2 separate regions of the Homo sapiens genome follow, and region 2 is linked to region 1. A link is an interaction called in ENCODE POLR2A ChIA-PET data of the cell type or tissue named here. Cell type or tissue: PC-3. All regions are shown on one strand. Each heading gives the region's core, and the rest is flanking DNA. Links, peaks and the distances in the headings are about the cores only.

Region 1 (4,388 bases), core at 89-4,088:
TAGCTAAAAAGAAAGGGAAAAGGAAAGAAATTAAAGACTGTGAACTAACTTGTTTGCTATGTTGCATTAGTTTGGGAAGAAATACATTTTTAATGTGCATGTAATATGTGCCAGGCACTCTTAAGCCTCACAGTAACCTAATGATTTTGTATAGTTTAATTCCATTTCACAAGTAAGAAAACTGACTGGAGGGAGAGGGGGAAGTATTCTGTCCAAGTTCACACAGCCAGGAGGTAGGAAGGTAGGAAAGTCTTGAACTTTGTAAAATGGCAGAAAATTTCCAATTTAAGTGAAAGGTGGATAATATGAGTAAGATCAGAAGATGAAATAAGTAACATTAACTGTTGGGAAAACATGTCTTAGGAGAAAATAATTCAGGGAACTAGAGCTATTTAAGATTTTTTTTTTTTTTGAGATGGTGAAACCCCATCTCTACTAAAAGTACAAAAAAATTAGCTGGGCGTGGTAGCGGGCATCTGTAATCCCAGCTACTCGGGAGGCTGAGGCAGAGAATTGCTTGAACCTGGGAGGTGGAGGATGCAGTGAGCAGTGATCGCACCACCACACTCCAGCCTGGGCAACAGAGCGAGACTCCATCTCAAAAAAAAAAAAAATATTTAGAAGGAAAGGATAAACTCCCCAACATTAAAGCATGGGATCTGAACAATGTTTCTAAAAGCATAATCCATGGACAATCTATTTTGAATAATGTGGGGCTTGCTTAAAATGCGGAGTCTTGGTTTCTAGTCTAGAATCAGAATATGTGTAATGGGCTGGATCTGAAGCTCCCAGATGATCTGTATGCATATGTAAGATGGAAATCCACTGTTTGGGGGCCAGACACAGTAGCTCACGCCTGTAATCCCAGCACTTTGGGAGGCTAAGGTGGGCGATCACCTGAGGTCAGGAGTTAAAGACCAGCCTGGCCAACATGGGGAAATCCTGTCTCTACTAAAAATACAAAAATTAGCCAGGCATGGTGGTACACACCTGTAATCCCAGCTACTCGAGAGGCTGAGGCAGGAGAATCGCTTGAACCTGGGAGGTGGAGGTTGCAGTGTGCCAAGATTGCACCACTGCACTCCAGCCTGGGCAGCAGAGCAAGACTACATTTCAAAAAAAGAAAAAAAGAAAAGAAATCCACTGTTTTGGAAGAGGGAAGAGTTGCTTATTTTCACTGGGAATAGGACGAACAGGAATGGATATTTCTAAAATTTAATTCATTTGAAAGCAATTTCTGAATTTAAGATAGGCATAGTTCTAGAACAAGTTACCAAAAGAGGACTCTTCTTGGATGATTAGAGGAGAGAGACTGAATTTTTTTTTTAATTTGGAATTTAGTCCTATTAAGAAAAAGTTGGGCAGGCACCCACCATAGAAGTGTGTCAAGGGAAGGAGGCAGGATTCAGGATGTGGATGCTCCATCTCTCAGCAGCAAGACTGGGTGTGAGTGCAGGTGGAACAGAGACAGATGAACCTGACAGGAGGCCTGGCTTGGGACCCCAGGACAAGGTGACCCCAGGTCTGGCTGACCCCTTCACTGTTTCCAGCATAGCTAGTAGCTTTAGGGGGGGAACAGCAAAGATCTTGAGGTATGTGCACAGTATTTCACATGCAAATGCCAACAAAGCCCACTTTCTCTGATTCAGCAAACATTGTCCAGCAAGAGCCTGCCAGGTACTCTAGCTCTGTGGGTCCAGTGTATGTCCAACTAAAGGATAACATAGCTTAAAACATCACTTCTGTCATACCAGTTTTTGCCACTGTATAGGGACACATGCATCCCTTTAAGTCTCACATTTTTTCAATCGGGTAGCACTACCTGCTGGTCACGAGTTATGTGTCACAAAGGCTAGCGCTGAGTCTCAGATCTGCCACTCACTGTGGGGCCATGGGCAACGACTTCACCTCTCAGAGCCTCAATTTTCTCATCTGAAAAATGGGAGGTAGTCATAAGAGTAGTTATCTCACAGGGTTATTATGAAGATTAGGAATCATGTAGGGAGAGTGCCCAAAGCACAGAAGGTGCTCGATAAACAGTAGCTATTGTTATTTCCAAAAGAGGACTATTTCTGTATCAGGTCTGTGTTCCTGCCTACATCTCACTGGGACTCAGTCAAGAGCTCAAATTAACAAACATGCTATATGAAAATGATTCCAGAAAGCAGTCTGGAGGTTTTCCAAGGGACCAGGAAATCAATTTATTTTATGAAGAGAAAGAAACACTAGCTGTGAGGTAGGAGTAGCAACTAAGGTTCAAATGTAACAGAGAGCCCCACCTTTCATCCTAAAGCAAAGATTTGCAACCACAGCTTCAGCAAAACACAAACCCCACACCCCCGCATCTTGAATGGGGGCCTAATTCAGACCCATGATTTCATGCACAGGCTGCACAGATGACTGTCCTTCAAATGACACTGATTTTTCTGTTGGTATTTCCAGGCTATAATTCTCAGCTGGGGACCAAATCTGAACTGCCTTAGAGTAAATCCGCTTTCTAGAAAATCTCATTACAGTAAGACTACTATATTTTTATAATTAACAAGTCTAAACCTAACTGTTAAACATTTTTCTCTAGAAGGAGAAAATTAATGGTATTAGTATGCTCATTTTTTTAAATTAATTTTTCTTTTTAATCAAAGTAATATACATAACATGGTTAAAACTCAAGCAGTACTAAAAGTCTTGTAAAAAAGGCTAAAAATAGTCTTGTAAAAATCTGGTAATAAAAAACAGCAATCCCTTTCCCCTGTATGTTTCCGCAGAGACAGCCTCCTTCAGATTTTTAGCTAGTAACATCATCTTGCTCTTTCTGAATTCATTAGATTTATCCATTATCTATTAACTTATGACAGCAGTATTATACTATCACCATCCATAACCCCCCAAAACAATAAAATCACAATTTGGGGGATAAATCAATAGTTAGTGTTTACATTATTAGGATGATATAAATATTCTTCACTGCTTAGCCAATAATATACTATGAATGTTTCCTTTATTATACATCTTTGTTTATCCTAGAGATATTGCCTTGTTTTCATTTAGTCTTCTATATACCTATCACCATTTTCCCTCAAATACTTCAAAGATCTGTCAAACATCTAGTGATATTTTTTCCAATCACTAAAACATTTCAAATATTCTCAGTTGTACTTTTTTTTTTTTTTTTTTTTTGAGACGTAGTCTCGCTCTGTCACCCAGGCGGGAGTGCAGTGGCGCGATCTCCGCCCACTGCAAGCTCCGCCTCCCGGGTTCACCACGCCATTCTCCTGCCTCAGCCTCCCGAGTAGCTCGGACTACAGGGGACCGCCACCACGCCCTGCTAATTTTTTTGTATTTTTAGTAGAGACGGGGTTTCACTGTGTTACACCAGGATGGTCTCAATCTCCTGACCTCGTGATCTGCCCGCCTCGGCCTCCCAAAGTGCTGCGATTACAGGTGTGAGCCACCGTGCCCGGGCTCAGTTCTACTTATTGACTGACTTCTTCATTTTGCTGGAATTCATCATCCAGTAGCTTCACAGAGGTGGGGAGGGAGGGTGCATGTCTAAAAAAATACCTTTCTTCTATCTTGACAGTTTGTCTGGGTATAGAATTCTAGGTTGAAAATAATTTTCCCAAATGAACTTTGAAGGCATTTATTTATCTGCTACTATCTAGTTTCCAGTAAGTATTGTTTAGAGATGCAATCCCATTCTGGTTCCTGACCCCTTAAAATGACTTGCTTTTTTTCTCTTTGGAAACTTTTAGGATCTTCTAATATTCTTGGTGTTCTGAACTTTCACAATGATATGGCCTTTCATATATTATTCTGGGCACTCATAAATCCAGAGATTTATATAATTCTGTTTTGGAAAATACTCACTTCACTAAACTCTGAAATTTTTCCTTACATTTAACGTCTCCTAACTTCTCCTCCATTTGTTTCTTCGTTATTATCATTATTTTTTTGTTTTCTTTCTGGAATTCCTACAAAAAGGATATTAAAGCCCTGGGATTGAGTTTCTAATTTTCTTTTCTTTTTTTTTGAGACGCAGTTTCACTCTTGTTGCTTGCCCAGGCAGGAGTGCAATGGCACAGTCTCGGCTCACTACAACTTCTGCCTCCTGGGTTCAAGCGATTATCCTGTCTCAGCCTCCCGAGAGTTTCTAATTTTCTTACCTGTTCTCTCTTATTGTTCTCTCAACAGTCCATGTCTTTGTCTTTATGTTCTATTAGGTTGGTGTAAAAGTAATCAACGTTTTTGTCATTAAAATGGCAAAAGCCCCAATTACTTTTGTACCAACCCAATACATTCTGAGACAATTTTCCACATCTTCTGTTGGATTTTAAATTTGGGCTATAATGTTTTTAATATTAAACAATTCATTCTTGCTGGGTGTGGTG
Region 2 (4,388 bases), core at 198-4,197, 100 kb before region 1:
GGGAAACGCCTTGGGCCCCATCTGTCCCAGCCCTATCCAGCCTCAGCTACTCTTTGTCGGGCGACCTTGGACAAGTTGCCGATTTGGACTTTGTTAATGCGTCCTCCCTCTCCCTACAGAAGGAGGAGCCTCTCACGCCCTTGGGGCAGGGTGAAACGGTATTTGCCAGGAGTTTGGAGTTTGTCAGATGAAAGGATCTAGAAATAGACATGATTCTTCTGGTCTTGGAGCTTGGGGCAGGAAGTCACTCTGCAACCGTTTCCTCTGGTCAGAGGGGCTTGTTTCTGAGCTGTCTCCAAGCCACCCTACAGGGAGGTCAACTTCCAACCCATCCCAGGCAAGATCTCTTGACGCTTTCAAAATTTCTAAGAACATTTCAGAAAGGAAGAAAGAAAATCTCTTTGGGAAGTTCTTCCTGATGTCTAACCTAAATCCCTGCTGCATTAAATTTACTCAGTGACTATTTAGGGAGGCCCTACCTAATGCTAGGAGGTATAGTCTGGTGGATACAGTCTGTGCCTCAGGGAGCTTAGAGTCTCACGGGGGGAACAAACTCACAGGTCGGGGCGATTGCAAACCATCATGGGTTCTGGAAGATCCATGCCTCTTTCTTCTTGTTCCCTGGGGTTTGGGTTGAGGTCACTGTGCTAGGCTTGGGGTTTCCCAAGCCCCTCCTTCTGAGCTCACTGTTTAGCTGGGGAGTGGTGTGGCTGAGGAGGTAGAATGGACAGGAGCAGGTGACTATCCAGATGTTGGGTGAGGGAGGGAGACCTGAGGAGGTGCCAGCTTTGTGGGGGCAACAGGTAGGGTTGGTGCCATCCCCGAGTGAAAAATAGGAGGGCTCAGGTTTGGGGTGGAGAGACGCTGGTTTGGGCCTCAGTGGGCTTGAGGCCCCAGTGGGCCCTCTGGGAGGCCAGAGCTGTATGTCGCGGGGAGGGTGGGCAAGACCCTTATAGGAAACATCTGGAGAAGCCCCCTCCGTGGTTCAGAGCAAATGCTCCCAGGAAGTGAGACAGCTGGGGGGCTTGGAACCTCCCGGAGGGGCAGAGGCTGGGAGCTCTGTGGGGCGCTCTTGTCCCCTTGGACACCTTCAGCCCCTCCTGCGCCCCTCCCTGTGGCCTGAGACGCCAGATGGCCCTCGGCAGGGTTCTGCTGAAGGGTCCCCAGCGGTATGGCGGTTCCCGCTCAGATCTCACAGAACAAGCCTGCAGACCCCCTTCCTAAGTCTTTGGGACCCCAGAATGGTGAGCAGAGCCACCAACCCTTCACCCCCAGGGGAGTCTCTGGGACCCTCCCTCTGCCAGGGCCAGGGCTCAGAGTTCAGCCCTTACTGGGAGCCATGTGCCCAGCCATGTGCCAGCCGGGAGCAGAGTGGGCTCCTGGGGAGACAGGAGGAATTCCCCTGAGGCTCTGGCCTGAGGCAGGGCCCAGTCCCCTCAACCCACAGAGCCCATAAGCCCCCTGCCCAGGCTCTGTGCAAGCCTCTGCTGGATCCAGAGCCCACAGGACCCCGCCACCTTCAGCTTTCCATTTCCCAGTGCAAAGCCCCAGGATGTGTTTTTGTCATGCAGAACAGCTGCCTGCGTTGGGCTGGGTGCTCTTAGGAGATGGGGGTGGGCGGCAGGAGGGGCACTCACCTGGGTCTAACCTGGCCTGGCCTCCCCCGGAGGGAAACTTTCTTCTTCCTCCTTTCATCTGTGGAGTGTGGTCCCAGTCTCCCCAGGGGACTCCTGCCAGCCAGCTCTCTTAGGAAGTGAGGAGGAAGGGAGGTGTGCCAGCTTAGCAGAGCGCCTTGGCATCAAATCCCTTCCTCCTGAGCCGCCCCCCCCCCACCCGCCCGCCGCTTCCCCAGAACCCCCAAGGCTGGGGTCTCAGAGAAGGTAGCCTGGACAGAGGTCACCCTGTAACTGAGACACCACCGGGGGCTGCCTGCCGCCCTGCTGGCATGAGCTTTATCCTCCTTTTGGCCAAGGCTTCGTAGGCAGCCGTGAACCCTGGGTGGGCACTGGGGGTCACTCGAGGAACCAAGCTGGGTCCCTCCAGCTGGAAGCTCATGCGAGTGGTCAGTGGCAGAAGTGGGCTTTGAACCCAGGGCTCCCGGCTCAGGCCCCGGTCTCTCTCCTGCTCACTTGCCCGAGATGCCCTGTCTTGGGAGCTGGGGGCTCTGTGTGCATCCTCCCCATTCCGCAGCCCCCAGGGAGTGCACCCAGCTCAGCCACACCAGGACGGATGAATCAGCTCCAGCCTCAGGCATACCAGTTGGGCTGCTCAGCGCCCAGAGCCCCCCTTGTTATCTCGGGCAGATTTCTTCGCAAGGCACGTAAACGGCAGCCCATAAAAGCGAACAGTACTTCATCTTTAAGGTGATCTCTGAAGACTAATTCTCCTCTGCTGAGTGCCCTGTTTCATCTCCAAGCTCCGCTGTCCCCCTGCCTCTAGGGGACCCCCTGCGGCTTCCTCGAGCCCCTCCCCATTTCGGTGCCCTCTGCCTTCCCACCAGGGAGGGGCTTGGGTGGGAGGAGGGTGCAAGATAGGGCAGGGGTGTGGGAGTTGCAGAGGGGAGACGGATGACCTCTCTGCCACGCCAGCCCCAGCCTCGCCCGCCAGGGGACCTTAATGCTACACAGTCTGATGATGCAGCCCTGAGCTGCTCGGGGCAAGGTGTCTCCCGACGGGCTCCAGAAGAGTGCATGACAGGGACTTGGCTGCTGACACAGAGCTTTGTATATCAAACCCAGCCATACTTTAGGCAGGGAAGGAAATCATAGAACGGCCCAGTTAGCGGCCCTGGCACAGAGGCAGTTGAATGAATGAGTGAGTAAAAGAAGTCAAAGGCCACAACAATCTGTCTTGTAAGCACCCTAACGGGGGGAGCACAGAGGAGGAGCCCCTCCAAGCTGGGGGGAGTGGAGTAGAAACAGTCAAGGAAGGCTTCCTGGAGGAAGTGACAGCTAGCTGAGCCCTGAAAGAAGAGAATACATTAGGCCAGTGGAAAAGGAGGAGGGGAAGCAGATGCTTCTGGCTGGCCAAGGGAGCAGTTTGTGCAGAGCTGGTGGAGGGGAACTGTGCATTTGGGTCTGGCTGGAGTAAATTGTCTTGATGCGTGGAGCCCGGAATGGACGCGGCCCCCAAGAGAACTGGGCAGGCGTGGAGCACTGAGTCCTGGCAGCCGCATGACAATAGGGACAGGCCAAGAAACTCTCTTCCGCATCCTGACAACAAAGCAGATCTCTTTCCCGGGGGTCTGCATGTCCAGGCGCATGTCCCCTCCACCCCGTCCTCTTCGGGTGCCAAGTAGGTCATCCGGCAGGTCCTTGTGGAATTTGAATTTACAAAAATGATTCTTTCCTCTGCCTCATCTTCTAGGTAGTAAGACACAATGATGTAAGAGGCATCTGTCTCTGTTCAATGTATCACTAAGAAAGCAAGCAAGCTGTCAATTACGATTGTAAGATGTCCCCCCATGTTGGAGATGCTAAAACGTGAAAAAAAGAGAACATGCGTCCCAGCATTGACGACACACAGAAATAACACTTTGGGTGGAAAAAAATGTCCTCCAGATGCTGTGTGCACATTGATCATGGGATAATGAAAGCCACTAATATTTACTGTGCCAGCACAACGTGCCAGGCACGGCTCCAAGTGCTTTAATATACGAAGTCATTTCAAGACAAGTCTCAAATTCGGAAAGTTGAAAAGGTGGGGAAAATGTGTCTGAGAGTTGAGGAAATTCAATCATAGGAGGGGCCTGGCCCAGAGAGGAAGGCAGGAGGCTCGGGGCCTAATCCCAGTTCTGCTTTTATTTGCAGTGTGATTCTGGGAGAGCCCCTTGCCCTCTCTGGGCCTCAGTTTTCCCTTGTGTGTAATGCTCAGGGGCCATGAGCGAGTCTGCCCAGTGAATCTGGGCCTCCGAGAGCGTGTGCGGCCACGCTCTGGCACCTCCGCTCACCACAAGCTGTTCCTTGGTCCTGGCTTCTGGCCAACACAGTTTTTTATCGCGCCTGCCCTTCGTTTCCGTTTTTGTTTTTTGTTTTTTGTTTTTTGTTTTTTTGAGACGGAGTCTAGCTCTGTCTCCAGGCTAGAGTTCAGTGTCATGGTCTTGGCTCACTGTAACCTCCACCTCCCAAGTTCAAGGAATTCTCGTGCCTCAGCCTCCCGAGTAGCTGGGATTTACAGGCATGTGCCACCATGCCCAGCTAATTTTTGTATTTTTAGTAGAGATGGGGTTTCACCTTGTTGGCCAGGATGGTCTCGATCTCCTGACCTTGTGATCTGCCCGCCTCGGCCTCCCAAGTGCTGGGCTTACAGGCGTGAGCTACCTCGCCGGGTCCCGTTCCTGGTTTTGAGATATGGCTTGTTCTGGAGTGACAGCCACCTGTTGCCTCAGC

Evidence for each region. ChIA-PET counts read pairs that join two places held together with the same protein. Peaks named below come from ENCODE experiments on the same cell type or tissue, not always from the same donor. Only the 100,000 strongest peaks of a DNase experiment are listed, where the experiment ranks them.
Region 2: POLR2A ChIA-PET joins it to region 1 with 8 read pairs; 4 of 35 experiments call an interaction of 5 or more read pairs at or near these places.

What each region holds. Positions count from the first base shown.
Region 1 is chr9:130,828,354-130,832,741 of GRCh38, reverse strand. LOC124902287 (a long non-coding RNA gene) reads left to right here. Exons shown (of 2, transcript XR_007061822.1): 2 at 1-48. It also overlaps a transcript of ABL1 not described here. Among named protein-coding and RNA genes, the nearest start is that of ABL1, 4.7 kb to the left of the region's middle. In PC-3, for the core only: no CTCF peak of the experiment used is centred there; no DNase peak of the experiment used is centred there.
Region 2 is chr9:130,931,171-130,935,558 of GRCh38, reverse strand. The region is part of intron 1 of FIBCD1 (fibrinogen C domain containing 1); the gene reads left to right. Among named protein-coding and RNA genes, the nearest start is that of FIBCD1, 5.9 kb to the left of the region's middle. RefSeq lists enhancers at 3,577-3,706, 4,107-4,156. In PC-3, for the core only: CTCF peaks have their summits at 2,389 and 2,590; a DNase peak (open chromatin) is centred at 2,288; H3K4me3 peaks cover 1,099 bases; H3K27ac peaks cover 1,006 bases.